Regions from separate parts of the Mus musculus genome. Here all the other regions are linked to region 1. The links are chromatin loops, found by intact Hi-C in ENCODE. Cell type or tissue: heart. All regions are shown on one strand. Links, peaks and the distances in the headings refer to the core of each region. The heading gives the core; the rest is flanking DNA.

Region 1 (4,418 bases), core at 132-4,131:
GAGAGAGGGAGGTTATATTTAGGACATCAATCTAGTAGGAACATACAAAAACTGGAAGGACTGTACTAGAGAATTAATATAGTGCCTTAGCTATGATGAAAATAGGAAGCAGCAAGGGCCAGCTGGTGGTGGTAATGAAAGGAGGGCATTAAGATTCTTTTGCCCCTTCATATGTGGTATGTTTTCCATGTGTGTGCACTGTGTGGAGGCCTGGGTTCATGTCTTTCTAGACTGTTCTCCATTGAATTAAAGATCTTCAGGAAGTAGTAGGGGAGATCCAGACAACAATGTAAAAGGGTAAAAGAAATGAAGAGTCAAAATTCTGAACTGAAGAAAAAGGATTATTAAAAATATTAATGAGATGGGGATGTGAAAAACTGGGGAGAGTGTGTGGGGGGTGGTGGTGAACATTAAACATGCAACAAGTCAAGAAATGGTAACTGGCAAAGAAATGGCAAAGAAGTTCCTACAGGGAGCAGCCAGGGAAGACAGCACTGGTGGCATCCATTGAGTCCAGAATGTTAAGTCTGCTGCCTAGGTGAGTCTTTAGGATCTTAGAAATTCTGGAAGAAAAATCTTTACTCTGGTGTCCCACCATAACTGCGCCTTTGAAAGTTTTAGCTCGTTCTTATCTCCTTTCCTTGCTTCCCCAATCCTCCAATACACTTATCGACTACCCTATTTTTGTCAAGACACTGAGAAATGAATGAATGTGCTGAGAAGGAAAGCCATTACTTAAAGAAAAAGCCAGGTTAATTAAGGAAGCTATAGGAAAAAGGAAGCACATGCCAAAGTTCATGTGGACCTTGCATTTGATGAATTTGTAAACGTTACCTACTTAACTTGGCTACAAAGGCTTAAAATAATACATGAACCAGGCAACTCACATTTCATATCCTATTATGCAACACAGCCCTTACCAAAAGTCAGCAACTCCTAAACAAAGCCTGACTCATTCTAACCTTACATAACTGTCCTGATTTCTGTGCCACAACACTAAAACTACAGAATCAGATTTTGTCATCTTCCTAATTAAAACATTCACAGGTCAGGCAGTGGTGTCGCACGCCTTTAATCCCAGCACTTGGGAGGCAGAGGCAGGCAGATTTCTGAGTTTGAGGCCAGTCTGTCTACAGAGTGAGTTTCAGGATAGCCAGGGACACCCAGAGAAACCCTGTCTTGAAAAACCAAAATAAATAAATAAATAAATGAATTAAAAAATAAATAAAAATAAATCACGGGCTTACACACACATCGTTTACTAGGCCTGCAAGGGCTTATATGGTTTGGTTCTCATTTTCCATGTATGTCCCCAACCATTATATCGAACCTTTCTCTTCTATGAAGACTCTCCCTCCCATCTCTGAGTTTTTGCTCTAATTTGCCTCTAACTCTCTCCAAGGACACCTCTTCTACAACTCTCTCCAAGGACACTTTTTTCTCCGGCAGTTAAGATTCATTGGTTCGGGGGGTGGGGACAAACTTTGTAGTTCGATTAACAGTAAAGACAAGATTCTTGGATTCTGTCTCCATCACTGTAAAACTCAAAGACAGTATCCTTCCAACACGTGGCTACTTTCTATTTCTTTATCCTTTGTTACCTTCACGGTACTTACTATCTGACTACATTGTTAACATATTGATTTGCTGGTCGACTAAGAGGCATCTCCTTTCCTCCTTTGTTTTGCACTCTGCTGTTATATTTGATAGAGAAAGCTGACTTTTTTTTTTTAACATTAAGTGTCTGAGTCTATTAGAGGACTTAACTCCCACCCTCCCCTAGTTTGGAAGCCAAAGATCAATGAAATTTCCCGGGCCACAGAGACGTAAGCACATCTGCAGCAAAAGAAGCTGAAAGGAAGAACCATGTTTAGTAAAAGATAGTTCTTTTTTTCACAAAGCTTCATGAAAATCAGACCTTGGTGCCCTTTACCCAGATCCCAGCCTCGGCAAACAATCCACAAATCAGAGAGCCCTCACTCAGCTCCCAGCGACCTTAGAATAGCAGGAGGAGGACGTCACCGAATGGATAAGCAAGAAAGGTGTACTCCTTACCGCAGTCAGAACTCTGAAGTCATCGCGGCTCATGTACCTAAGCTTGGCTACATTCACCTTCCCCATGCTTGCCCAGTTCCACCACGGACGCTCTCTGGGAAGACGCAAAGTTGCTGGGTAATCTCGCAGGCTTTCGGCGGCGACCTGCCCGCGCACGCGCCCTGTATTTAAGGTGCTTATCGCTAGGTAAGAACACGTGCTCAAGAAGCAGTAGAAAAATGCTATTTTTTTCTCGTTTTTGTAGCTAAAAATCAGGCAGAAGTGATTTTTCAGCCCCTAAATAAATAATTTACGTTTGACTGATTTGGCAAGTTGCAAATGTTTTACATAGTATGCCACGTTACTTTTCAGAGCTGCTAGGACCTGATTGGAATTAAGGCCGGACTTCCGCATGCAACAGTGCTTACGTCACGAGAGGGGCGTGTTTTATTCGTTCCGAGCCACGCCCACTTTTAGTGCAGCAACTGTGCACTGTAAAGTCAGGGAGGGAAATGAGTAAGCGAGACCGGAGGCCAGCAAAACCACTGAAAGGGTGGCCACAGAGCCGCACGCGCTGTCTCTCGGCAGCCCCACCCCTGTCCGGCGGAGGAGGGCCGGGTTAGGAGCTGCCCCGCTGGCCTGGGACGCTGATCCCAGGACGGGTTAGGAGGAGCTTCTGTACGTACTATCCAGTGCTCGCTTCCAAAGAAAGCGCGCACCTCAATGTTTCTTGGGTCCAGGAGCATTTGGGAGGCTTAACAAGACAATGTACCCAAGACAAAGACTTTTATTACCGTACCTTCATCCCGACAGCAGCAGCATAGTAACAAGTGTGACTCATGTGATATTCAGTACCTGTGTTTCTCATTTCACGAATTATCTATATTTCAGTCCTTTAAGCTGCAGATCTTCTCTGGTCAGCTCTTAGGTTAAGCTTGGGCGCTATAAGTGTCCAGTGTTATGATCTGCTTTATACTTGAGAGATTGCCAACGACTGGTGTGTAACTTTTTTTTTTTTTTTTTTGAGGTATGTGCAAACTTTAAGGACTCAGATTAAGATACCTTCGTGTTCCTTCCATACTCCACTCCTTCCAGTTTCCAAGAAACAATGTATTCATTTCCTCCTTTTGGAGAGTGGTGCTGAGTATCTTCCTGGAGTAAGCTCTTTCATAAAGCATAGGGGCAGACAGCAGGCTGTAGTGTCCGTATCGGTCCAGCTAAAGTAGTTGGTAATCTAAAATCATCAAATCGAAACAAAAGATCAATCCTTTTTCATCTCTATGTTCCTGTCTTTGGGGTCTTGTATGCTTGAATACAGGATTCTAGGCATATCTAATTAGGACTTAACTAATTAAGACCGTTGTACACAATGGAATTTTTCTTTCTACATTAACATTAGAACATGTGAAAACAAAAAGTTTGAAGCTTTGATTATCTGTCTTTCTGTCTCCTTTCAGCATTGCTCCACAGAGCCACCACTAATTGAGTGGGTTTGGATCCAAGTTCTGGAATATTGGGGTAATCACAGTCCAGATTTCTCATCTTTTCAATATTGTGGGTTTTTTGTTTGTTTGTTTGTTTTTTTAGTAATCAAGTCATTTATGAGTAAAGGATTTAAATTCAATCTTCCTTTCTCACCATACTTAGTGTGACTTAAGCCAGTGGTTCCCAACCATCCTAGTACAGCGGTCCTTTAATACAGTTTATTTTGTGGTGATTGCCAACAATAGAATTGTTTTTTATTGCTACTTCATAACTGTAATTTGCTACTGTTACAATTCTTAATGTAATGCAAATACTTTTTTGGAGACGGGGTTCCCAAAGGGGTCTGGACCCACAGCTGACTTAGCCTATTCTTCATCCATTCACCATTTATCAAATATAGATACCACTTTTTTTTTTCTAGGCTCTGGGGAAACTTAATCCCAAGTCCTAAAACTTGAACTTATGGGAAGGAGATGTGTAAAAAACCACTGGATGTAACAGAAAAGCCAAGGACTAAGAATGTTGAATTTCCCTTTCCCAGACTTCTCCACTGTAGTCAAACTCATACAGACACATGTTGCTTCTCATAAAGGACCCTGAGTGCCTAAAGTTCTCATTTTTTTTTTAAAGTCTGGAATTCAATGTATTTAACAATCTATGTCATCTCTTTGAGTCAGTTTGTAGTCATGTCTGTTTGTTCTTATTGCAACTCCCTTAGACAGTTACCTATGAAAAACCTTTTAGCTGGGTTGTGGTGGCATGTGCCTTTAATCCCAGAACTTGAGAGGCAAAGACAGGCAAATCTCTCTCCACTCCCCTCCCCTCCCCTCCCCTCCCCTCCCCTCCCTTTCTCTTTAAGATTTATTTATTTTATGTATATGAGTAAACTGTAGCTGGAC
Region 2 (4,418 bases), core at 226-4,225, 420 kb after region 1:
AATCGCAAAAGAACACAAATGATATGCACTCAGTCATAAGTGGATAATAGACCATAAACTCAGAATATCCAACATATAATTTGCAAAACACATGAAACTCAAGAAGAAGGAAGACCAAAGGGTGGATACTTTGATCCTTCTTAGAAGGGGGAACAAAATGCTCATGTGCGGAGTTATAGAGACAAAGTGTGGAGCAGACTGAACGAATGACCATCCAGAGACTGCCCCACTCAGGGATCTATTCCATATACAACCACCAAACCCAGACACTATTGCATATGCCAGAAAGATTTTGCTGACAGGACCCTGATATAGCTCTTCTTGCGAGGCTACGACAGTGCCTGGCAAATACAGAAGTGGATGCTCACAGTCATCTATTGGATGGAACACGGGGCCCCTAATGAAGGAGCTAGAGAAAGTACCCAAAGAGCTAAAGGGGTCTGAAACTCTATAGGAGGAACAACAAAATGAACTAACCAGTAACCCCCAGAGCTTTGTCTCTAGTTGCACATGTAGCAGAGGATGGCCTAGTCAACCATCAATGGGAGGAGAGGCTCTTGGTCTTGTGAAGATCATAAGCCCAAGTACAGGGAAATGTCAGGGCCAGGAGGAGGGAATGGGTAGGTTGAGGAGCAGGGCAGGGAGAGGCTATAGAGGGCTTTGGGGATAGCATTTGAAATGTAAATGAAGAAAATATCTAAGAAAAAATAAAAGTATGCATAGATACAGTGTCTTTCAACAATAGCAGGCTATTACCTTTTAGGGAAATGGCATCAATAAGATAATGTATGATCCCGTCATTATATGCAATTTTAGCTGCTGAAGTCTATAACCTGATACACATAAATAAAGCCAATTCCCCTTGATTCAAATTTCTGAATGGCCTTATCTAGATCAATGAAGTTTGGTTCAACATAACCTCCCCAGGTGGTATACCCACCAATCTGGATTATTTTTATTCACATGCATGACTTAATTTACCTTGGCAATTGTAAATTACACCATCAGAAGCTTGTTCATAATGATGACCCCTGCAGATGATTCCCTTAAACTACAGTGTAGGAGCTAGCTATTGTCTACACTGTTTAGCCCTGAACTGTACACAGTAAACTGTTCCTCCTGTTGAGGTCTGAAGACAGAAGCCATGCTCCATATGCAAGTACTTCTCCTTCTACTGCAAAGGGCAGTACATTACATGACTAAAATGAGCAATTTTAAAACTCTCTTGTGGTACAGCCATTTAACTAATAAATTACGAAGTTTAGCAAGGTAGAGAAAGAGACTAGGACCCACGTGTCAACATACTTTGTCTCAGAAACAATTTTATAAAAAAGATGAAGCTGTTCTAAAATTAGTCCACTTTTTTTGTTATTTCAAAAAAAAAACCCACAGAGAAATATTGAAAAAAATGTACTTTAATTCACCAAACACATGAGATACATATTAAACGTAGACAAATTTAACTCGAAATGAATGACAACCAAAATGCTAAATGCCAAGAGAAGAACTTGTAGAATACACGAAAGAAACTTAGCCTGTCTGACTTTGGCATCCTGCTAAGGGTGTTTCTATACACAGGACCCTGCTCGAAAGGTTTTGTGAATATTCAGCCCAGATAGCGAAGTTATGCAGGTGCCACCGTTGGGTCCAGAAGCGGCTAAAACCACGAGGCAACTCACAGGTGCCTGCATGTAGCTGCTGGTTCCGACCCAGCCTTCCGTAGGACCCAGCACACCCGATCCCGCTCCTCACCTCTGTGGGAAGTGACAATATCCTCATCATGTCGCACTTTCAGAACTTGCCTGAGTTTCCTTCACAGTACCCAGCAGCACACAGGAGAAATCACTTAAGCCTGCTTAATTACAGGGAACCAGAGAAAAGGGTTCCGGAAGAACCACCCTCCTCTTATGACAGGCAGGTCCCACAGGGAAACAGGAAAATGCATTCCGGAAGAACCACCCTCCGCTTTTGACTGGCAGATCTCCCGGGGAACCAGCAAAATGCATCCGGAAAAACTACCCTCCTCTTATGACTGACAGATCCTCCTTGATGCCGTGATTGGCCAGTAAATCTTGAGTGACAGGAGCAACTCTCAGGGTGAGAGGGTGCAAACGCAACTCGGAATAGTGGTTTATTGCACAGGCTTCCAATCTAGACGCACACCTATTCTAGATCAGCAGAGAGATGTATTTTGGTAGCAATTGTCCCAGGTTTCCGATAGCCTACACGCCAGCCTTTGCCGCCCCATCTCTCCAGCTCACCTCTGATTGGCTGCGTGCTCCTCCCCTTTGTGGGCTGTGACCTTGTTCTCAAGAGCCAGGACTCAAATTCTTGCCTGTGAGTCCACTGCCCTCAGAAGGTGCTTCCTCTTATTGCTAGTGGAATGAAGCATATTACTAAAGTTGCAGTGGAGTGAAAAATCTGTCTCACAAGTGGAAGGGTTCCCAGTTTAACTGCTAATTAAAGAGTGACTTTAAGAACCAACGTTTTGTATTGTGGCTTCTTACTGGGTTCAGGTAAATTGCACAAACTTTCCAGCTGGAGCTCTATTGTTATTCTATAATCTACTATTCTATTGTCTATTCCTCAGTAGGAAAGTGCTAAAAAATAAAATAAAATAATAAAGTAAAACCCAAAACACAGGTGTACTAGGAAAATGCTCTAGGGTCTCTCTATGTATGTGGAAAGTGGATTTATTAGTATGGCTCCCAAGCTGATAGCCAACTCTTGCAACTATAACTCTATACTGAAAGACTCCGAGAGGAGCCCCTCGCTCAGGCCTCAGGACAATAGCGGACACCCAAGAACTCACGACAGACCGAGCTTGTTGCAAACCACATGAGGCTTTATTCGGGGAAAGCCAGAGCTCTGGGGACGACTCATATCCCACGCAGGGGTAGAGGAGTCGTCCTCGAGGGGAAAGAGTTCCCAGTTTTTATAGGCCCTCAGGGGGGAAAGGAGAAGGGGGAGATTAGGGGATTTCCAGATCTAAACAATGTCTATTCTCAAGAAATGGGTATGGGAGGGGTACAAGGAAAGAGTCTAATGAAGGTGCAGCAATGGGCACACACCTGGTCAGAACTTTGGCAGACACACAGGTTCAAGGAGTGGCCAGAGCATTGTGCACCTCTATTTTTCTAAATCAGTGAAGCTAGTTCTGCTAACACTGACGTCTATCTTGCCAATTTCAGGGCTTCTGTGTCCTTTTACATTCTGCCAGGATCTTTCAATACCAATGGGAAGTTGAGCAATCCAGTGGTTGTTCAGTCCATGTGGCTGAATGTCTCAGCTGGTTTTCAGTATATATCATAATATGTATAGGAATAAAACGTAACAACTGTAAGGGACCTAGAAAGTATTTAACAAATACATGTAATCATAAAAGTCGCCACAAAATCCATACTGGAGGTAAACCTTAAACATTTAAAGAATGTGGGAGAGCCAGCACTATAGTATCCCTGACTGAAGACATAAGAAGATGTATGCCAGCCAGGTGTGGTGGCACACGCCTTTAATCCCAGCACTCGGGAGGCAGAGATAGGCAGATTTCTGAGTTTGAGGCCAGCCTGGTCTACAGAGTGAGTTCCAGGACAGCCAGGGGTATACAGAGAAACCCTGTCTCAAAAAAAAAAAAAAAAAAAAAAAAAAAAAAAAAAAAGAAAAAAAACAAGAGAAAACAAAACAAAGCAAAAGATGTATACAACTGAAAATCTTGAAAAACAAATCCCTTAACTAGTATCAGTTAGTTTACTCTTCTGAGATTTAGGAAAACAAAATATCTTTCAAAATATGAAAATGACTAGAAACTTATATTCCATCCTTGTGAATGATCAGAATTGTCAACCAGACAATCAATCATACACATGATACAAATTCCTTATTATTTTTCTGCAAAAAAATTTACTAAAGAATTATTGGAAAATAAGCAATGTACTCATTAATGTTTCAGTTTGAACAATCAAATATAGATTAAATAAAATGGAACAAAAGTGAAGGCACAAATTACTAGAGCATATGTCTTTGCAGCCCATGCTTATCATTAAGTTTCTAATGTCACATATTATCAATTGGCAGTTTTCTGTTAGCCAGTATTATAGGGAGGTCACAGGGGAACTCGGTCAAGTATATGTTTATCATAAGTCAATGTGTCAGGAGTCTGATTGTATTGTAAAAATGACTTCTTAAATATATTTACACATTTAGTGTCACAGAGAAGATTGAGCATAAAATTATAGTCCTCTGTACATATGGAGCTTTAATAGTTTTCATTATAAATTAGACTGTGGCTATATATATATATATGTGTACAAGTTGACAGATTGATTATTGACCTTTTTGGGAAGGGAGAAAATGTCTCATATTAATAATCCTTTGCAGCACATTATGTAATGAATTGGTACAATACAATCTTCATAAAA
Region 3 (4,418 bases), core at 281-4,280, 81 kb after region 1:
GGATGGCCTAGTCAGCCATCAATGGGAGGAGAGGCTCTTGGTCTTGTGAAGATCATGAGGCCAAGTACAGGGAAATGCCAGGGCCAGGAGGAGGGAATGTGTGGGTTGAGGAGCAGGGCAGGGGGAGGCTATAGAGGGCTTTGGGGATAGCATTTGAAATGTAAATGAAGAAAATATCTAAGAAATAAAAAAGAAAGTATGCCTAGATACAGTGTCTTTCAACAATAGCAGGCTATTACCTTTTAGGGAAATGGCATCAATAAGATAATGTATGATCCCGTCATTATATGCAACATTAGCTGCTGAAGTCTATAACTTGACACACATAGATAAAGCCAATTACCCTTGATTCAAATTTCTGAATGGCCTTATCTAGATCAATGAAGTTTGGTTCAACATAACCTCCCCAGGTGGTATACCCACCAATCTGGATTATTTTTATTCACATGCATGACTTAATTTACCTTGGTAATTGTAAATTACACCATCAGAAGCTTGTTCATAATGATGACCCCTGCAGATGATTCCCTTAAACTACAGTGTAGGAGCTAGCTATTGTCTACACTGTTTAGCCCTGAACTGTACACAGTAAACTGTTCCTCCTGTTGAAGTCTGAAGACAGAAGCCATGCTCCATATGCAAGTACTTCTACTTCTACTGCAAAGGGCAGTACATTACATGACTAAAATGAGCAATTTAAAACTCTCTTGTGGTACAGCCATTTAACTAATGAATTATGAAGTTTAGCAAGGTAGAGAAAGAGACTAGGACCCACGTGTCAACATACTTTGTCTCAGAAACAATTTTATAAAAAACTAAAGACGAAGCTGTTCTAAAATTAGTCCACACTTTTTCTGGTTATTAAAAAAAACCACGGAGAAATATTGAAAAAAAAATGTGCTTTCATTCACCAAACACATGAGATACATATTAAACATAGACAAATTTAACTCGAAATGAATGACAACCAAAATGCTAAATGCCAAGAGAAGAACTTGTAGAATACACGAAAGAAACTTAGCCTGTCTGACTTTGGCATCGTGCTAAGGGTGTTTCTATACACAGGACCCTGCTCGAAAGGTTTTGTGAATATTCAGCCCAGATAGTGAAGTTATGCAGGTGCCACCGTTGGGTCCAGAAGCGGCTAAAACCACGAGGCAACTCACAGGTGCCTGCATGTAGCTGCTGGTTCCGACCCAGCCTTCCGTAGGACCCAGCACACCCGATCCCGCTCCTCACCTCTGTGGGAAGTGACAATATCCTCATCATGTCGCACTTTCAGAACTTGCCTGACCTTCCTTCACTGTACCCAGCAGCACACAGGACAAATCACTTAAGCCTGCTTAATTACAGGGAACCAGCGAAAATGATTCCGGAAGAAACACCCTCCTCTTATGACTGGCAGATCCCACATGGAAACAGGAAAATGCATTCCGGAAGAACCACCCTCCGCTTTTGACTGGCAGATCTCACGGGGAACCAGCAAAATGCATCCGGAAAAACCACCCTCCTCTTATGACTGGCAGATCCTCCTTGATGCTGTGATTGGCCAGTAAATCTTGAGTGACAGGAGCAACTCTCTCAGGGTGAGAGGGTGCAAACGCAACTCGGAATAGTGGTTCAGTGGTTCAGTGCACAGGCTTCCAATATAGACGCACACCTATTCCAGATCAGCAGAGATATGTATTTTGGTAGCAATTGTCCCAGGTTTCCGATAGCCTATACGCCAGGCTATGCCGCCCCATCTCTCCAGCTCACCTCTGATTGGCTGCGTGCTCCTCCCCTTTGTGGGCTGTGACCTTGTTCTCAAGAGCCAGGACTCAAATTCTTGCCTGTGAGTCCACTGCCCTCAGAAGGTGCTTCCTCTTATTGCTAGTGGAATGAAGCATATTACTAAAGTTGCAGTGGACTGAAAAATCTGTCTCACAAGTGGAAGGGTGCCCAGTTTAACTGCTAATTAAAGAGTGACTTTAAGAAACAACGTTTTGTATTGTGGCTTCTTATTTGGTTCGGGTAAATTGCACAAACTTTCCAGCTGGAGCTCTATTGTTATTCTATAATCTACTATTCTATTTTCTATTCCTCAGTAGGAAAGTGCCAAAAAATAAAATAAAATCTTAAAATAAACCAAAAACACAGGTGTACTAGGAAAATGCTCTAGGGTCTCTCTATGTATGTGGAAAGTGGATTTATTAGTATGGCTCCCAAGCTGATAGCCAACTCTTCCAACTATAACTCTATACCAATGGGAAGTTGAGCAATCCAGTGGTTGTTCAGTCCATGTGGCTGAATGTCTCAGCTGATTTTCAGTATATATCATAATAGTATAGGAATAAAACGTAACTGTAATGACCCTAGAAAGTATTTAACGAATACATGAAATCATAAAAGTAGCCACAAAATCCATATGGGTGGTAAACCTTAAGCATTTAAAGAATGTGGGCGAGCCAGCCCTATAGTATGCCTGACTGAAGACTTAAGAAGATGTATGCCAGCCGGGCGTGGTTTCTCACGCCTTTAATCCCAGCACCCGGGAGGCAGAGGCAGGCAGATTTCTGAGGTCGAGGCCAGCCTGGTCTACATCCAGAGTGAATTCTAGGACAGCCAATGTTACATAGAGAAACCCTGTCTCGATAGAAACCACATAAAATAAAATAAAAATAAAGAAGAAGTAGGAGAAGGAGAACACAAAGATGAAGAAAAAGAAGGGAAATATAATACTTAAATAGTTGAAAAAAGAAGAATAGAAGCATAAGTCTTAAGATGTAGGAATAGATGAAAAGGAACAGAGAGGAACACCCCCTCCACCATCACCCCTACACAAAATACAGAAATAAAAATGAATAACTTGATCAGAATAGTTCATTGGTACTATGACTAATTCGAATGAATACAGGTCTGCCATTGCTCATGAGGAATGTTATGACTTCTGTAATAGCATCACCAATAATTGGAAGGCCAGTTAACAGTCAATGTGCATTCTGAGTAAACAAGAGTGGTGTGTAATGCAGCAGATGTGGAAGGAGTATTTACTTTTAGTGTAGTGTGTTATGAAATTAAAGTTTCCACTGTGAAAAATTTAAACTTTTTTTTTGCATAACTAGTAATAAATAAAAACAAATACTTGTATCCTTTCTTGGAATTTTGAGATAAATATAATCTACATTGATAGAGATTTTTAAGTACTTCAGGAATACCAAATAATCCTCAAAGTCTATATTTCCTGGTCAATTGTATAGAAACATTAGTAATAGTAACATTGCTTTCTGCAAAATGAATTAATTGGGAATAAGGTATCGTGAGTATGAGCAAGGATACTGCAAAACCACTGAACTCGACTGTTCCTGGATTGGAAAAATATATGTATTTTCATACTTTTCAGGCTGCCTCTTTTGGATAGAAAGATTGGCAAAACTTAAGGAAAGCCTTGCAGGGTTTGAAGAGGTAAATTTGCAGTGGCAATGAGTGTATAATTGGGGATAGTGTGGGAGGTAGGGTGTTATTCCTGTGCATCAAAGAGCCTAGAATCTCTTCTGGGAAACATGGAATATGTTAACAGTATGTGGATATGTGTTTATAGGTGCCAAAGACCAGGTTTGGCTTAGAGAGAGTTTCTGAGAGAGAAAGAAGTGGTGTCTGGATCAGAAAAATGGTGATTCCAAGCTGTTGACCTTTGTTCTGCTTGATACAGCTTTTCCAGTCTGCTTTCTGTTGTGTTTCCTCTCTGGAGATTTCTCTGTCTTTCTCTGTCTATATTCTGCTTGCTTGCCATTCTTAAAGATCTCTCTGTCCAAGTCCTGCTTTCCTGCTTGCTTGTCTCTCTCTCTCTCTCTCTCTCTCTCTTTCTCTCTCTCTCTCTAGCTCTCTCTCTCTCCTTCTCTCTCTCTCCCCCCTCTTTTACTGTGTGTGTCTCACACTCTGTCTCTCTCACTCTTTGTACAGGTGTGTGTGTGTGTGTGTGTGTGTGTGTGTGTGTGTGTGTGTGTGTGTGTTTTCATTTCCAAGCAGTTCTATTTGTCCTAAAATTTTTCTGGATGGATCATCTCAAGGAGAAGACAGGTGCAGTCTTTTATTTTACCTATCAATCCAGTAATTTACTCCAGGTTTTCTTTTTGATTAGCTCATGAATCAGCATCCCATGACCCCGGTGCTTTGATTCTTAGAAGATAGGAGGCATACATTTTTTCTTAAAATTCCAAAAAACTAAAGATCTGTCTGACTTTATTAAGCACGGATGATAGGCTAGTTGAGCAGGACTCTGCTCTGAAATTACTATTTTCACCACGCCTTAGGGTAACTTTGATCTGTCTTTGGCTGATCCTGAACTCAGGAATTTATTTGTCTTTGTCAGCTTAAACAGACAAACAAACAAGTAAACAAACAAGCAAAAACCTGGGTGAGATCTCCTTCAATTACCA
Region 4 (4,418 bases), core at 169-4,168, 190 kb after region 1:
TGGTGGTTTGCATATTCTTGGCTCAGAAAGTGGCCTTATAAGGAGGTGTGGCATTGTTGGAGTAGGTGTGGCCTTGTTGGAGCAGGTGTGCCACTTTCTGGCTTGGGCTTTAAAATCCTTATGCTAGCTGCCTTGGAGACAATCTTCTCCTAGGAGCCTTCAGAGGAAGATGTAGGTACTCTCATGTCCTCCTGCACCATGCCTTCGAGGACGCTGGTGCTCCTGCCTTGATGATGACAGAGAGAATCTCTGAATCTGTAAGCCAGCCTCAATTAAATGTTGTCCTTATAAGAGCTGCCTTGGCAGACTGGAGAGAAGGCTCAATGGTTAAGAGTACTGACTGCATCTGAAGGTCCTAGGTTCAAATCCCAGCAACTGCGTGGTGGCTCACAACCATCAGTAACAAGATCTGACGCCCTCTTCTGGAGTGTCTGAAGACAGCTACAGTGTACTTACATATAATAAATAAATAAAAATCTAAAAAAGAGCTGCCTTGGTCATTGTGTCTCTTCACAGCAATAAACACCTAAGACAGGCATACATGCAAAAGTTTCTCCATCGACAATAGACTTGATCAACTCTGTTGATAGATTTATTTGTACTAGCCAGATACTAAAAACAAGATTATATGTCCCACAGCTGAAGAATGGATAAAAAAAAAGGTACATTTACACCATGGACTATCACTCAGCTGCTACTTTCTACAGACCCTGCATGCACCTTTCTGGGAAGGGGAAAAGGAACAGACTCCATGGTAAGATTGGGGTGAATGTGAAAAGAAGTGGGAGGGATCATTTAGATGGGAATGTAGGAAGAGAGCAGGAGATGCAAGAAGAAAGAGCTGGAATTATGGGGACTTTCCAGGTTAGTATAGGAACCCAGTGTACTGAAAACCTTCAGGAAACAATGAGGGCGATCCTATTGACCACGACTAAAGGAGTTTCTGAACTGGCCATCTTTATAGCCAGCACTGTGATGAAAGGTTTGCATTTCCTTGAGGTGTTGGCCAAAGAGGCCTCTAAGGATCTCATGCTGACTTTAGGGGGGAAAATTACTCACTGAAAACTCACCTCAGGGACTCATTCTTGAAGACAACTTTGACACAGCCAAATCAAACTGAAAATCAAGTGTGTAAAGGCTTGGGTCTTTCACCCCTATGTTCGAAAAAAGAGCTGAAAATATGTTCTAGTCTCTCTATGGAGAGAGGGTACTCCCCGGCCACAAAAAGAAAATCTTAGACATAATAAAAGCTACAAAACCTTCAAACTGAAATCTCTCCAGCCTGAATATGTTCTGAGTTAAGGTTGTGACAAACTTTTTTGAGTGGCTAGCCAATATTTGGATTAACTAGAGGAGCTGGACATCAGAGGAAACCCACGGCTTACACTGTCTGGATTTCTAGGAATCCTCACATGGACTTATTAGGCAAAAATGGGGCTGGCATGTGTGTTAGCTAGGCCTTATTCCTCTATGTCGTGGCTATTAGCATGGGCATTTGAATAATTTCTCTCGCTGGGAGCAGGTGTATCTCTGCTTCTTTTGCTTGGTCTTGACCCCCTTTTCTTCCCATTTGCTTGCCATGTCCAAGCTCAAAAGGAGAGCTTTCATCATGGCTTTTCTATCTTGTTTTGAGAGAACAGAAAAAGGGGAGGGGATCTATGGAGGAGGAGGATAGAAGAGGGAGAGGGTAAGTGAATGGAGTGAAGGGAGGAAAACAGTGGCCTTGGTACACTGTATGAGAGAAGAATCTAGTTCCAATTAAATGAGTCCAACATTTCCTAAGTGAAAATTCATGGAAGAAGGGAAACAACAATAAACAAAGCATAAAATGGAGACAAGGGAAGCATTATTTTGACAGATACAGTTCTCATTCTGTTTGGGTACAAGATGAACATTATGCAGGAGTTCATGACAAGCACATTCCTAGGTCCTAACTTAATGCAGGAAATCAAAGTTTTGCCCACCTCAAAGTGAGAAATACACACACACACACACACTCACACACACACACACACACACACACACACACACACACACACACACAAAACATATAACATAAAACTTACTCATGTCATTTTCTTGTGTTATTTTTCAATAGTTGGAATAGTGGAATTACAAAGGTAACTGCTCACTAAATTCTAAAATATTCTTGCTTCCCTTTAAGAAAACCTAATGTTGAATTAATGTTCAAATGAAAAATACATCTTTATGGCCAGGCAGTGGTGGTGCAAGCCTTTAATTCCAGCACTTGGGAGGCAGAGGCAGGCAGATTTCTGACTTCCAGGCAAGCTGGTCTTCAGAGTGCGTTCCAGGACAGCTAGGGTACACACACACACACAAAACTGTGTATCAAAAAACCAAAAAATGAAAAAATAAAAACAAACAATCAAAAAATCATCTTTAATGTTACAGAGTATTGATGATACATTCACTATATAATACATTAAGTCTTTTTTTAGTCTGAGCCAGTCCCTGAGCAGACCTGGCTGCTAGCTGTGCACCCAATCCCACAACACCTAGAGGAAGCTGCACTCCCAGGTGCTCTAACACACCCAGGATTATAGGATAATAGAATCACAGGATGGCAAAACTTGGTCACACCAGGATTTCAGGATCCCAAAGGCATCTTGACTCCCAGGAGCTCTTACACCCAGGATCTCAGGATCACAGACAGAGCTGGACTCTGAGTTCTGACACAACTACAAAACAGGAGAGACAGGCTCCAGTCAGAGACAGTGAGTGCAAGTAGCAATAGAGATAATCAGATGGAGAGAGGCAAGAACAAGAACATAAGCCACAGAAACTAAGGCTATCTGGCATCATCTGCACCCAGCTCCCCCAGCATAGCAAGTCCTGGATACCCCATCACACTGGAAAAGCAAGGTTTAGGTTTAAAATCACTTCTCATGATGATAATAGAGGACATTTTTTATTGGATATTTTCTTAATTTACATCTCAAGTGTTACCCCCTTTCCCCATTTTCCCCCCCTACTAAAAGCCCCTTATACCATACCCCATCTCCCTGCTTTGCCCTTCACCATCAACTACCATAGATGGAGAAACCAAGATATTCCTTGAAAAAAACAAATTTACACCATATCTTGCCACAAAGCCAGCCTTACAAAGGATAACAGATGGAAAATATAAATCAAGGAGGGAAACTACACCCTAGAAAAAGCAACAAAGTAATCTTTCAACAAGCAAAATAGAAAATAGCCACAGAAACATAAAAATAGTATCAAAAATAACAGGGAGCAGCAATCACTACTCCTTACTATATCTTAACATCAATGGGCTCAATTCCCTAATAAAAAGATATAGGATAACAGACTGGATGCATAAACAGGACCCAACATTTTGGTGCAAACACGAAACTCACCTTAGTGTCAAAGAAAGCTACTTACCTCAGAAAAAAAGTGCTGGAAAACAATTTTCCAAGCAAATGGTCCCAAGAAACAAGCTGGGGTAGCCATTCTAATATCGAATAAAAGCAACTTTCAATCAAAAGTTATCTAAAAAGGATGAGGAAGGACACTTCATATTGCTGAAAGGGAAAATCTACCAAGAGGAACTCTCTAGTCTGAATATCTACCCTCCAAATGCAAGGGCAACCACATATATAAAAGAAACGCTACTAAGCCTCTACACACACAACTAAGCCTCCGCACACGTTGCACATCAACAATAATAGTGGGAGAAGTCAAAACTGCACTCTTATCAGTGAACTAATCATGAAAACACAAAATAAACAGACACACTGAAACAAAGAGAAGTTATGGACCAAGTGGATTTAATAGATAGCTATAGAAGATTTCATCCTAAAACAAAAGAAAATACCTTCTTCTCAGTACCTCATTGTATCATCACCAAAATTGACCATAGAATCAGTCACAAAACAGTCCTCAAAAGATACAAGACTGAAATAATTCCATGCATCCTGTCAGATCACCAAGGACTAAGGGTGGTCTTCAGTAGTAATAAAAAACACCAGAAAGCTGACATAAACATGAAAGCTGAACAATTCCCTATTTAATGATAATTTGGCTAAGGAAAAAAAAAAGAAATTAAAAACTTTGGAGAATTTAATGAAAATGAAGGCACACCATACCAAAACTTAGGTGACACAATGAAAGCAATGCTAAGAGGAAAACTCAGCTCCGAGTGCCTCCAAAAACAAACTGGAGAGAGCATACACTAGCATTTTAACAGTACACCTGAAAATTCTAGAACAAAAAGAAGGAAATAAACCCAAGAGAAGTAGACAGGAAATAATCAAAATCGGGGCTGGAATAAACCAAACAGAAAGAAAAGGAACTATGCAAGTAATCAACAAAACTGGTTCAAAGAAGCTGGTTCTTTGAGAAAATGAACAAGATAGGTAAACCCTTAGCCACACAAACTAGAGGGCACAGAGACA
Region 5 (4,418 bases), core at 315-4,314, 370 kb after region 1:
GGTACAGTGTCTTTCAACAAGAGCAGGCCATTACCTCATAGGCAAATACAGCAAACCAGTAGCCAACATCAAATTAAATGGAGAGAAACTTAAAGCAATCCCACTAAAATCAGGGAGTAGACAAGGTGGCACACTTTCTCCATAACTATTGAAGTCCTAGCCAGAGCAATTCCACAACAAAAGAAGATCAAGAGGATACAAATTGGAAAAGAAAAAGTCAAAATATCATTATTTGCAGAGGATATGATAGTATCTATAAGTGACCCTAAAAATTCTACCAGAGAACTCCTAAACCTGATAAACAACTTCAGTGCAGTAGCTGGATATAAAATGAACTCAAATAAATCAGAGGCCTTTCTCTACAGAAATGATAAACAGGAGGAGAAAGAAATAGGGAAACAACACCCTTCACAATAGTCACAAATAATATAAAATACCTTGGTGTGACTCTAACTAAGGAAGTGAAAGATCTGTATAAGAACTTCAAGTCTCTGAAGAAAGAAATCAAAGAAGATCTCAGGAGATGGAAAGGTCTCCCATGCTCATGGATTGGAAGGATTAGTACAGTAAAAGTGACTATCTTGCTGAAAGCAATCTACAGATTTACTGCAATCCCCATCAAAATTGGAACTCAATTCTTCACAGAATTAGAAAGGGCAATTTGCAAATAAATCTAGAATAACAAAAATCCTAGGATATCAAAAACTATCTCAACAATAAAAGAACCTTTGTTGGAATCACCATTCTGAAACTCAAGCTGTAGTACAGAGAGAGCAATTGTGATAAAAACAAAACAAAAACAAACAAACAAACAACCCCCTGCATGTTACTGGTACAGTGACAGTCAGATCAATGGAACCGAATTTAAGACCCAGAAATAAACTCACACATGCATGCTCACTTGATCTTTGACAAAGGAGCTCAAACCATCCACTGGAAAGAGGACAGCATCTTCAACAAATGGTGCTGGCTCAATTGGCGGTTAGCATGTAGAAGAATGAGAATTGATCCATTCTTATTGCCTTATACAAAGCTCAACGCTAAATGCCTAGAGAACAACTTGTAGAATACACGAAAGAAACTTAGCCTGTCTGACTTTGGCATCCTGCCAAAGGGTGTTTCTATACACAGGATCCTGCTCGAAAGGTTTTGTGAATATTCAGCCCAAATAGCGAAGTTATGCAGGTGCCACCATTGGGTTCAGAAGCGGCTAAAACCACGAGGCAACTCACAGGTGCCTGCATGTAGCTGCTGGTTCCGACCCAGCCTTCCGTAGGACCCAGCACACCCGATCCCGCTCCTCACCTCTGTGGGAAGTGACAATATCCTCATCATGTCGCACTTTCAGAACTTGCCTGAGCTTCCTTCACTGTACCCAGCAGCACACAGGACAAATCACTTAAGCCTGCTTAATTACAGGGAACCAGCGAAATGGATTCCGGAAGAAACACCCACCTCTTATGACTGGCAGATCCCACAGAGAACCAGGAAAATGCGTTCCGGTAGAACCACCCCCCGCTTTTGACTGGCAGATCTCACGGGGAACCAGCAAAATGCATCCGGAAAAACCACCCTCCTCTTACGACTGGCAGATCCTCCTCAATGCCGTGATTGGCCAGTAAATCCTGAGTGACAGGAGCAACTCTCTCAGGGTGAGAGTGTGCGAAAGCAACTCGGAATAGTGGTTCAGTGGTTCAGTGCACAGACTTCCAATGTAGACGCAAACCTATTCCAGATCAACAGAAATTTGTATTTTGGTAGCAATTGTCACAGGATTCCGATAACCTACACCGCAGCCTTTGCCGCCCCATCTCTCCAGCTCACCTCTGATTGGCTGCCTGCTCCTCCCCTTTGTGGGCTGTGACCTTGTTCTCAAGAGCCAGGACTCAAATTCTTGCCTGTGTGTCCACTGCCCTCAGAAGGTGCTTCCTCTTATTGCTAGTGGAATGAAGCATATTACTAAAGTTGCAGTGGAGTGAAAAATCTGTCTCACAAGTGGAAGGGTGCCCAGTTTAACTGCTAATTAAAGAATGACTTTAAGAACCAACGATTTGTATTGTGGCTTCTTACTGGGTTCAGGTAAATTGCACAAACTTTCCAGCTGGAGCTCTATTGTTATTCTATAATCTACTATTCTATTGTCTATTCCTCAGTAGGAAAGTGCCAATAAAATAAAATAAAATCTTAAAATAAACTAAAAACACAGGTGTACTAGAAAAATGCTCTAGGGTCTGTCTATGTATGTGGAAAGTGGATTTATTAGTATGGCTCACAAGCTGATAGCCAACTCTTCCAACTATAACTCTATACCAATGGGAAGTTGAGCAATCCAGTGGTTGTTCAGTCCATGTGGCTGAATGTCTCAGCTGGTTTTCAGTATATATCATAATATGTATAGGAATAAAACGTAACAATTGTAAAGAACCTAGAAAATATTTAACGAATACATGTAATCATAAAAGTTGCCACAAAATCCATACTGAAGGTAAACCTTAAACATTTGAAGAATGTGGGAGAGTCAACACTATAGTATCCCTGACTGAAGACATAAGAAGATGTATGCCAGCCAGGTGTGGTGGCACACGCCTTTATTCCCATCACTGCGGAGGCAGAGGCAGGCAGATTTCTAGCTAGCCTGGTCTACATCCAGAGCAGTTCTAGGGCAGCCAATGTTACAAAGAGAAACCCTGTCTCAAAAAAAAACCACACAAAATAAAATGAAATAAAATAAAATAAAGAAGAAGAAGGAGAAGGAGAACACAAAGATGATGACAAAGAAGGGAAATATAAGACTTAAATAGTTGAAAAAAGAAAAAGAGAAGCATAAGACTTAAGATGTAGGAATAGATGAAAAGGAACAGAGAGGAACACCCCCTCCACCACCACGCCTACATAAAATACAGAAATAAAAATGAATAAGTTGATCAGAATAGTTCATTAAGACTATGACTATTTTGAATGGATACAGGTCTGCCATTGCTCAGGAGGAATGTGATGACTTCTGCAATAGCATCACCAATAATTGGAAGGCCAGTCAACAGTCAATGTGCATTCTGAGTAAAGAAGAAGGGTGTGTAATGCATCACTTGTGGAAGGAGTATCTACTTTAGGGTAGTGTGTCATGAAATTAAAGTTTCCACTATGAAGAATTTAAACTTTTATTAGCATAGCTAGTAACAAATAAAACAAATACTTGTATCCTTTCTTGGAATTTTGAGATAAATATATTCTACATTGATAGAGATTTTTAAAAATGTTCTTCTTTTTTTTTATTACTTATTTTCTTCAATTACATTTCCAATGCTATCCCAAAAGTCCCCCCCCCCACTCCCCTACCCACCCATTCCCATTTTTTGGCCCTGGTATTCCCCTGTACTGGGGCATATAACGTTTGCCTGAACAATGGGCCTCTCTTTCCAGTGATGGCCGACTAGGTCATCTTTTGATACATATGCAGCTAGAGTCAAGAGCTCTGGGGTACTGGTTAGTTCATAATGTTGTTCCTCCGATAGGGTTGCAGATCTCTTTAGCTCCTTGGATACTTTCTCTAGCTCCTCCATTGGGGACCCTGTGATCCATCCAATAGTTGACTGTGAGCATCCACTTCTGTGTTTGCTAGGCCCCGGCCTAGTCTCACAAGGGAAAGCTATATCACCGTCCTTGCAACAAAGGCTTGCTAGTGTATGCAATGGTGTCATCGCTTGGAAGCTAATTATGGGATGAATCCCTGGATATGGCACTCTCTAGATGGACCATCCTATTGTCTCAGCTCCAAACTTTGTCTCTGTAACTCCTTCCATGGGTGATTGTTTCCAATTCTAAGAAGGGGCAAAGTGTCCACACTTTGGTCTTCTTTTTCAGTTTCATGTGTTTTGCAAATTGTACCTTATATCTCACTATACTAAGTTTCTGGGTTAATATCCACTTATCGGTGAGTACATTTCATTTGAGTTCTTTTGTGATTGGGTTACCTCACTCAGGATGATGCCCTCCAGGTCGAACCATTTGCCTAGGAATTTCGTGAATTCATTCTTTTTAATAGCTGAGTAGTACTCCATTGTGTAAATGTACCACATTTTCGGTATCCATTCCTCTGTTGAGGGACATCTGGGTTCTTTCCAGCTTCTGGCTATTATAAATAAGGCTGCTATGAACATAGTGGAGCATGTGTCCTTCTTACCGGTTGGGAAATCTTCTGGATATATGCCCAGGAGAGGTATTGCTGGATCCTCCGGTAGTACTATGTCCAATTTTTGGAGGAAACGCCAGACTGATTTCCAGAGTGGTTGTACAAGTTTGCAATCCCACCAACAATAGAGGAGTGTTCCTTTTTCTCCACATCCTTGCCAGCATCTGCTGTCACCTGAATTTTTGATCTTAGCCATTCTGACTGGTGTGAGATGAAATCTCAGGGTTGT
Region 6 (4,418 bases), core at 153-4,152, 140 kb after region 1:
TATATGCTTTTCTTCAGGCATTGGACAGCAGAAGCAGGATTAGGTGTTCAAAGAAATTACATAGCAAAAGGCAAGCCTGGGCTATAGAAGAAATTTCTCTAAAGAGAAACAAATGATCATAGCAGCTGAGAAAACAGATAAAATACTTAAATTCTCCAGAAACACTAAAGAGAAAAAAAAAATCTAGATGTTCAGAGAAATTCTAAGAAAATGAAACTTAAAAAGTGTAATCAAGAATTGACTTCTTAAAAAGATAGATATTATTGAATGTATGAATAGGCACTGTGTCTTTCAACAAGAGCAGGCCATTACCTCGTAGGCAAATACAGCAAACCAGTAGCCAACATCAAGTTAAATGGAGAGAAACTTAAAGCAATACCACTAAAATCAGGGACTAGACAAGGCTGCACACTTTCTCCATAACTATTGAAGTCCTAGCCAGAGCAATTCCACAACAAAAGATCAAGGGGATACAAATTGGAAAAGAAAAAGTCAAAATATTGTTTGCAGAGGATATGATAGTATCTATAAGTGACCCTAAAAATTCTACCAAAGAACTCCTAAACCTGATAAACAACTTCAGTGCAGTAGCTGGATATAAAATGAACTCAAATAAATCAGAGGCCTTTCTCTACACAAACGATAAACAGAATGAGAAAGAAATAGGGAAACAACACCCTTCACAACAGTCACAAATATAAAATACCTTGGTGTGACTCTAACTAAGGAAGTGAAAGATCTGTATAAGAACTTCAAGTCTCTGAAGAAAGAAATCAAAGAAGATCTCAGGAGATGGAAAGGTCTCCCATGCTCATGGATTGGCAGGATTAGTACAGTAAAAGTGACTATCTTGCTGAAAGCAATCTACAGATTCACTGCAATCCCCATCAAAATTGGAACTCAATTCTTCACAGAATTAGAAAGGGCAATTTGCAAATAAATCTGGAATGACAAAAGTCCTAGGACATCAAAAACTACCTCATCAATAAAAGAACCTTTGATGGAATCACCATCCCCGAACTCAAGCTGCAGTACAGAGCAATTGTGATAAAACAAAAACAAACAAACAAAAAACTCCCTGCATGTTACTGGTCCAGTGACAGACAGATCAATGGAACAGAATTTAAGACCCAGAAATAAACTCACACATCTATGCTCACTTGATCTTTGACAAAGGAGCTCAAACCATCCAGTGGAAAGAGGACAGCATCTTCAACAAATGGTGCTGGCTCAATTGACGGTTAGCATGTTGAAGAATGCGAATTGATCCATTCTTACTGCCTTGTACAAAACTCAACGCTAAATGCCAAGAGAACAACTTGTAGAATACACGAAAGAAACTTAGCCTGTCTGCCTTTGGCATCCTGCTAAGGGTGTTTCTATACACAGGACCCTGCTCGAAAGGTTTTGTGAATATTCAGCCCAGATAGTGAAGTTATGCAGGTGCCACCGTTGGGTCTAGAAGCGGCTAAAACCACGAGGCAACTCACAGGTGCCTGCATGTAGCTGCTGGTTCCGACCCAGCCTTCCGTAGGACCCAGCACACCCGATCCCGCTCCTCACCTCTGTGGGAAGTGACAATATCCTCATCATGTCGCACTTTCAGAACTTGCCTGAGCTTCCTTCACAGTACCCAGCAGCACAGGGGACAAATCACTTAATCCTGCTTAATTACAGGGAACCAGCGAAATGGATTCCGGAAAAACCGCCCTCCTCTTATGACTGGCAGATCCCCCAGGGAATCAGGAAAATGCGTTCCGGAAGAACCACCCTCCGCTTTTGACTGGCAGATCTCACAGGGAACCAGCAAAATGCATCCGGAAAAACCACCCTCCTCTTATGACTGGCAGATCCTCCTCAATGCCGTGATTGGCCAGTAAATCCTGAGTGACAGGAGCAACTCTCTCAGGGTGATAGGGTGCAAACGCAACTCGGAATAGTGGTTCAGTGCACAGGCTTCCAATCTAAACGCACACCTATTCCACATCAGCAGAGATATGTATTTTGGTAGCAGTTGTCCCAGGTTTCCGATAGCCTATACGCCAGCCTTTGCCGCCCCATCTCTCCAGCTCACCTTTGATTGGTTGCCTGCTCCTCCCCTTGTGAGCTGTGACCTTGTTCTCAAGAGCCAGGACTGAAATTCTGACCTGTGATTCCACTGCCCTCAGAAGGCACTTCCTCTTTTTGCTAGTAGAATGAAGCATATTACTAAAGTTGCAGTGGAGTGAAAAATCTGTCTCACAAATGGAAGGATGCCCAGTTTAACTGCTAATTAGTGACTTTAAGAAACAACGTTTTGTATTGTGGCTTCTTACTGGGTTCAGGTAAATTGCACAAACTTTCCAGCTGGAGCTCTATTGTTATTCTATAATCTACTATTCTATTTTCTTTTCCTTAGTAGGAAAGTGCCAAAAAAAATAAATAAAATCTTAAAATAAACCAAAAACACAGCTGTACTAGGAAAATGCTCTAGGGTCTCTCTATTTATGTGGAAAGTGGATTTATTAGTATGGCTCCCAAGCTGATAGCCAACTCTTCCAACTATAACTCTATACCAATGGGAAGTTGAGCAATCCAGTGGTTGTTCAGTCCATGTGGCTGATTGTTTCAGCTGGTTTTCAGTATATATCATAATATGTATAGGAATAAAACGTAACAACTGTAAGGAACCTAGAAAGTATTTAACGAATATATGTAATCATAAAAGTCGCCACAAAATCCATACTGGAGGTAAACCTTAAGCATTTAAAGAATGTGGGAGAGCCAGCACTATAGTATTCCTGACTGAAGACATAAGAAGATGTATGCCAGCCGGGCCTGGTGGCACACGCCTTTAATCCCAGCACTCTGGAGGCAGAGGCAGGCAGATTTCTGAGGTCGAGGCCAGCCTGGTCTACATCCAGAGTGAATTCTAGGACAGCCAATGTTACAAAGAGAAACCCTGTCTCAAAAAAACCACACAAAATAAAATAAAATAAAATAAAGAAGGAGAAGGAGAACACAAAGATGAAGAGAAAGAAGGGAAATATAAGACTTAAATAGTTGAAAAAAGAAGAATAGAAGCATAAGACTTAAGATGTAGGAATAGATGAAAAGGAACAGAGAGGAACACCCCCTCCACCACCACCTCTACACAAAATACATAAATAAAAATGAATAAGTTGATCCGAATAGTTCATTAAGACTATGACTATTTTGAATGGATACAGGCCTGCCATTGCTCAGGAGGAATGTGATGACTTCTGCAATAGCATCACCAATAATTGGAAGGCCAGTCAACAGTCAATGTGCATTCTGAGTAAAGAAGAGGGGTGTGTAATGCATCAGATGTGGAAGGAGTATCTACTTTAGGGTAGCCTGTCATGAAATTAAATTTTCCACTTTAAAGAATTTAAACTTTTATTAGCATAGCTAGTAATAAATAAAAACAAAAATTTGTATCCTTTCTTGGAATTTTGAGATAAGTATAATCTACATTGATAGAAATTTTTTAAGTACTTCAGGAATACCAAATAATCCACGAAGTCTATATTTCCTGGTCAATTTTAAAGAAATCTTAGTAATAGTAACATTGCTTTATGTAAAATGAATTAATTGGGAAAAATGTATCACGAGTATAAGCAAGGACACTGCAAAACCACTGAAATTGACTGCTCTGGGATTGGATAAATATATGTGTTTTCATACTTTTCAGGCTGCCTCTTTTGGATAGAAAGATTGGCAAAACTTAAGGAAAGCCTTGCAGGGTTTGAAGAGGTAAATTTGCGGTGGCAATGAGTGTATAATTGGGGATAGTGTGGGTGATAGGGTGTTATTCATGTGGCTCAAAGAGCCTAGAATCTCATGTAGGAAACATGGAATATATTACCAGTATGTGTGTATGTGTTTATAGGTGACAAAGACCAGGTTTGGCTTAGAAAGGTTCTGAGAGTGAAAGAAGTGGTGTCTGGATAAGAAAAATGGTGATTCCAAGCTGTTGACCTGTGTTCTGCTTGATACAGCTTTTCCAGTCTGCTTTTTGTTGTGTTTCCTCTCTGGAGATTTCTCTGTCTATATTCTGCTTGCTTGCCATTCTTAGATATCTCTCTGTCAAAGTCCTGCTTTCCTGCTTGCCCACCCCTCTCTCTCTCTCTCTCTCTCTCTCTCTCTCTCTCTCTCTCTCTCTCTCTCTTTCTCTGTGTATGTGTGTGTGTGTGGTGTGTGTTCATTCTCCAAGCAGTTCTATTTGTCCTAAAATTTTTGTGGATGAATCATCTCAAGGAGAAGACAGGTTCAGTTGAAAGACCCACAACGTGAGGACTCCCCCATGTTCTGACTCAGGAGAGGCGAAACCCCAAAATCACCCACAAGTAATGGTCTTGCTGCAAACTGCAAGAGGATTTTTATTCAAGAGCGCTCTCGGGCCCACGGTCATACAC
Region 7 (4,418 bases), core at 150-4,149, 460 kb before region 1:
TCCTAGAACTCTGGCCCTTAAAAATATTTCCACCCTCTCTTCTCAATGGTCCCTGAACTCTTGAATACTGCATCCTCAGAACACAAAAAAGAAAACAGGGAAATATATGTTGAGTGAATTCTAGAGTCCAGCAAGAACTAGGTCAACAGAAGTGGCCTTAGACCCAAATGCATCACCTGTCTGATAAAAATCAGACAGGAATATTTTTTCCCCCCAGTTTTTTGAGACAGAGTTTCTCTGCATAGCCCTGGCTGTCCTGGAACACTGTATAACAGTCTGGCTTTGAACTTGGAAATTGGCTGGTCTCTGTGGGTCAAGTCCTGGGATTAAAAGTGTGCACCATGGCTGTGCACACCCAGCTTATTTCTTTTTCTGCATATGAGCTGGTTGCCAATATATGACTTTGGGACATCATATAAAAGCTTGCTATCTCTTTTTTAAAATGGGAAGGAGGCTGAAGAGATAGCTCTGAAGTTAAACCAATGAACTGCTCTTGCACAGGATCCTACTTTGTTTCCCAGTACTCGTGTCAGGAGATTCATAACCATCTGTTAACTCCAACTTCAGGGCATCTGAAGTTCATCTTCTGGCCTTCAAAGGCTTTGGTACACACATCCACCAACCCTCCTCCCCACCCCAACACACACACAATTTGAAAATGTACAAAACTATAAAACATGGGCTACAGTGCCATAAAGCAGTAGTTAGCAGGTCAGTGACCACCATTCCCTTTAAAAAGAGCACTTCCAAGTGCCCCTCCTTCCTTATGCAAACCACCATTCATTTCTACCCCTTCACATTTTAATATTCGAAGCCTTAATTCTAACTACCAGAATACCACCAGTTCATGAGCTGGAGCTCTCCAGAGACCAGCCTTCTGGTAGACATGGATATGACAGTGTATACCCCCCAACCCTATTCATACGTGACATCCTAATCCCCATTACATTATGGAAGAGAAAGCCACTGTACTTGGAGACAGCATTATTAGAGAGGTTAAAATGAGGTCCTGTCCTTTGGGGGGACCCTAGACAAGTATGAAAGTTCATCTTTTTTGTCAAGTTCATAGGATTTAGAATCATTATGGAAACCAACCTCTGGACCTGTGGAGGAGTGGGTAGGCGCACCCTGTATACGGGTGGTACCATATCATGGACTGGAGTTCCAGAGTGAATCAAATGGAGAAAGCTGAACACCATCATTCATCTCTCCCTGCTTCCTGTGTGTGCAGACACCTCACACTCCTGCCATGTCTTCTTGACCTGATGGACTATACCCTCAAACAGTGATCAAGAATAAACCTTTGTTCCATTAAGCTGATTACCAGGTATTCTGTCAGAGCATGGAAGGTAAAACCAAACTACATGTGTCTATGAAACTGTTAAGAGGGAGTTAGAAGTATTAACTAAAGCATGGTACATTATGGCTCATCTACAAGGAGAAGTACCAGAGTCAAGAAGCTGGATCTAAATGAAGCATCTGGGGCCAATGCTTAACCACAGGAGCATGATCTAGAGACAGTTGTACTCCACAGGAGCATGATCTAGAGACAGTTGTACTCCACAGGAGCATGATCTAGAGACAGTTGTACTCCACAAGAGCATGATCTAGAGACAGTTGTACTCCACAAGAGCATGATCTAGAGACAGTAGTACTCCACAGGAGCATGATCTAGAGACAGTTGTACTCCTCTTCACTATGGCCTCAGATCTGCATCAGACCCCCTCCTCTCTAACCAGAACCTTCACCTGCCCCCAAATCTGTCTCACATTAGAAAGAGCTCTCCTACTCCCAAAAGCTACCCTTGGTCTATTTTTCCAAGTTTTCAATATGGAGACATGTCCAGTCAACAACAGTATCCATATCCCAGCATTCTACATTCCTTCCATCTCTCAGGTTCCTCTGATTTTTCTTTGGACACACAGAAAATTCTGGATAGTCCTGGACACTCCTGAATAAATGGTCCCTTTCTTTGTTTGGGGGGGCCTCTGATATAAAACTTAGTGGGAACAAAATGAACCATTGTAGTTGAGGAAAAAAAAAAAAAAAAAAAAAGCCTTGAACTCCCAGATTGTGGGAATGGCCAATTTATCCTTTAATTGAATAAACAAACAAAAAGGAATTCTCACATAGCTATAATACTCCTATCTAATATACTTAAGAGACTGTGTGCCCAGCAGTTGGGAGCATCTGGTGTGATTAGTGTTAATCACATCTTTTTGAAATTCATGTCCTCAGATCCTTATGTCTGCTCCATACAGCTACATGTGTATGGTGTTCTCTAATGTCCCAGGAAGAGTCTGGCCCTGACTATGTCTATGTCTTCCCCTGAATGGCTAGCTCCACTCTTCCTATCTTCACTAGCCATGAGCAATGTGTGTGTGTGTGTGTGTGTGTGTGTGTGTGTGTGTGTGTGTGTTTTGTTTGAAGGGATCATATCTTCTATAACACCTATCTCAAAAAAGAACCATTCCTTCCCAATGAGCTCCGACCTCTCTGGGAGATAAAGAGAATGTCTCACCCTAGGAGATGAGAATGTCCCACCTTCAGAGATGACAAGAATGACTCAATCTGAGAGCCTAAGAAATTTACTATCTTACAGGTGAGTAGTTGGAACCCAGGTTGAGAGGCAGGAACACATCCAGGCTTCAGAGTCCTGACAGTGAGAATCCCAGATAGGTCACATGTACTTGACCCCACAAAAGCTTCAGACTCCCTGTGACTTATTTACTTCCCTCAGTTCCTTGCCATCTTTGACTCCCCTCATCTCTGGAGTTTCCTCAACAAATAACCTAACTCAGACAGGTTCCCAGGGTCACTTCCTCAAGATGACTTTCCCCACCACTTATGCCCATAAAACACTCACCCCGTCGTCTAGCAGCCTTCTCCTGAAGAGAAACTGTCATCTGTGTAAATTCATCATGCAGGTAGCTCCTCTCATCATAGTCTGAAGGTAGATGAGACACCATGGCACAAACCTGGTTCCATGGTGTTCTCTATGTCCCACTCATGGCTGAATATCTCCAAGCCCTGTGATCATCCCAGATTCTATAGCCCCAGTCTATTGTTCTATGTGCCCCACCTAGAGCTCTCTCTCTCTCTCTCTCTCTCTCTCTCTGTGTGTGTGTGTGTGTGTGTGTGTGTGTGTGTGTGTGTTTCCCTAACCCTAACCTAAACCTTCAATCTTGGTATCTCTCCATCCATCTAATCTCTCTCTCTCTAGGCCTGTTACCTGGTACCCTGGATCTGCTTCCTCATCTACATCTTTACTCCAACCCCATTGGTCTCTGTCCCACCTATCTCTAGATCACTGTCTCTCTATTCTTCCTGAAACTACTCTCTGTATCTATACCTATGTCCCTCACTTTGGGACTCTGTTCCTGTCTTATCTCTATGTACCTTACTCTCTGTGTGTCTCTCATCTCTCTGGATTGATTCCTAGCTCTCTGTCCCTCTCTCCAGGTCTCTAATCTCCCCACTCATCTGTGTTCCCAATCCATATCCTCTCTCTGAGCAATGCTTCTACTTTTCCATCTCTTTCCCTTACTGTCTTTAGACTCTCTCTGAGGCACTGTTTTGTCTGTCTCCACCCCACTCTGGACCTGTTTCCTTCCATTGTTTCCACCTGTCTCTCTTCTCTGTGTCTATGTCATGATCCTGTACTTGGCTTTTCTTCTTGGAGTAGCTCAAGGAATCTCCTTCCCCTCCCCAGGGCCCTGGTTCAGGAAGGAGGGGCTCCTCACTGATTTTCATGTCTTTGAGATCTTCAAAAGCCCCTTCAAGCTCATTTCTGCACAGGTTTATCTTGGTTTCCTCTCTGCCCACAAACAGCTGGCAGACACGGAGGCGTTCCTCATAGGTAGTGAAGCAGAAGAGACAGGCCCACGTGGATGCCCTGAAGATCAGCAGGAACAACAGGACAATGCTCCCTACTAAGGAAATAAGACCCATAACAGAGGGTCTCCGGGTCTGAGGAGAAGATAGTGACCTTTGTGAGGTCATTGTGGGGGAGGGGGAGCCTGTGATCAGAGATTGAGTTTCAAATGATGGTCAAGCATCAGGCTCCAGCTAGAGGAAGGTTGCCAGGGGTCACCTGAAATCCCTAAATTTGTGGCTGGGCCAGGCGCCAGGCTCCCAAGAACCTCACCTGTGACCCTGGACGTCCTCACAGGTTAAAGGGTCTCAGGGACCCAGAGGCCGGCAGTGTAGCTATGGTGGACCAGAAAAACCCTTTTCCCCAGAGGTGGGAACGGGGAAGCGAGACAGAAACAGATACCCTAAGCCCCAGAAGATAGAAAGGAACCAGGAGATGCCTCAAAAAGCTCAGAAACCCAGTGTCACAGAGATACATTCACAGCACTAGAGAAACAGAAGCTTCTAGAACCCTAGAGACATTGGCATAAGAGACAGAGACAGAA

What was found. Peaks named below come from ENCODE experiments on the same cell type or tissue, not always from the same donor. Only the 100,000 strongest peaks of a DNase experiment are listed, where the experiment ranks them.
Region 2: a loop joins it to region 1, with 5 times the contacts of the local background. A loop is called at or near these places in 6 of 42 quality-filtered maps.
Region 3: it touches region 1 in a loop (10-fold over the local background); 14 of 42 quality-filtered maps call a loop at or near these places.
Region 4: it touches region 1 in a loop (2.3-fold over the local background); 2 of 42 quality-filtered maps call a loop at or near these places.
Region 5: it touches region 1 in a loop (5-fold over the local background); 5 of 42 quality-filtered maps call a loop at or near these places.
Region 6: a loop joins it to region 1, with 6 times the contacts of the local background. A loop is called at or near these places in 10 of 42 quality-filtered maps.
Region 7: it touches region 1 in a loop (4-fold over the local background); 8 of 42 quality-filtered maps call a loop at or near these places.

The regions. Positions count from the first base shown.
Region 1 is chr17:17,372,308-17,376,725 of GRCm38, reverse strand. Riok2 (RIO kinase 2) reads right to left here and starts at 2,394. Exons shown (of 10, transcript NM_025934.2): 1 at 2,056-2,394. The coding sequence starts at 2,121. Gm36768 (predicted gene, 36768) reads left to right here and starts at 2,510. Exons shown (of 4, transcript NR_168690.1): 1 at 2,510-2,712; 2 at 3,492-3,552. In heart, for the core only: no CTCF peak of the experiment used is centred there; DNase peaks (open chromatin) are centred at 2,175 and 2,575; H3K4me3 peaks cover 2,481 bases; H3K27ac peaks cover 2,073 bases.
Region 2 is chr17:16,949,043-16,953,460 of GRCm38, reverse strand. BC002059 (cDNA sequence BC002059) reads right to left here and starts at 1,925. Exons shown (of 3, transcript NR_166921.2): 1 at 1,753-1,925. In heart, for the core only: CTCF peaks have their summits at 2,210 and 2,417; a DNase peak (open chromatin) is centred at 2,050; H3K4me3 peaks cover 978 bases; H3K27ac peaks cover 304 bases.
Region 3 is chr17:17,291,411-17,295,828 of GRCm38, reverse strand. It overlaps Gm6712 (predicted gene 6712), which reads right to left and starts at 1,386. Exons shown (of 4, transcript NM_001324550.1): 1 at 1,240-1,386. The coding sequence starts at 1,269. In heart, for the core only: a CTCF peak has its summit at 1,887; a DNase peak (open chromatin) is centred at 1,528; H3K4me3 peaks cover 1,097 bases; H3K27ac peaks cover 259 bases.
Region 4 is chr17:17,182,997-17,187,414 of GRCm38, reverse strand. All of the region lies in intron 1 of Gm38396 (predicted gene, 38396), which reads right to left. Among named protein-coding and RNA genes, the nearest start is that of Gm38396, 5.9 kb to the right of the region's middle. In heart, for the core only: no CTCF peak of the experiment used is centred there; no DNase peak of the experiment used is centred there.
Region 5 is chr17:17,002,164-17,006,581 of GRCm38, reverse strand. It overlaps Gm51425 (predicted gene, 51425), which reads right to left and starts at 1,466. Exons shown (of 4, transcript NM_001374002.1): 1 at 1,306-1,466. The coding sequence starts at 1,335. In heart, for the core only: a CTCF peak has its summit at 1,916; a DNase peak (open chromatin) is centred at 1,541; H3K4me3 peaks cover 1,173 bases; H3K27ac peaks cover 494 bases.
Region 6 is chr17:17,232,171-17,236,588 of GRCm38, reverse strand. It overlaps Gm5165 (predicted gene 5165), which reads right to left and starts at 1,686. Exons shown (of 4, transcript NM_001362181.1): 1 at 1,564-1,686. The coding sequence starts at 1,593. In heart, for the core only: no CTCF peak of the experiment used is centred there; a DNase peak (open chromatin) is centred at 1,868; H3K4me3 peaks cover 1,451 bases; H3K27ac peaks cover 343 bases.
Region 7 is chr17:17,830,588-17,835,005 of GRCm38, reverse strand. Spaca6 (sperm acrosome associated 6) reads right to left here and starts at 4,031. Exons shown (of 9, transcript NM_001162909.1): 1 at 3,744-4,031; 2 at 2,867-2,947. The coding sequence starts at 4,002. It overlaps Mir125a (microRNA 125a), which reads right to left and starts at 4,194; the gene lies at 4,127-4,194. It also overlaps a transcript of Has1 not described here. In heart, for the core only: no CTCF peak of the experiment used is centred there; no DNase peak of the experiment used is centred there; H3K4me3 peaks cover 1,544 bases; H3K27ac peaks cover 208 bases.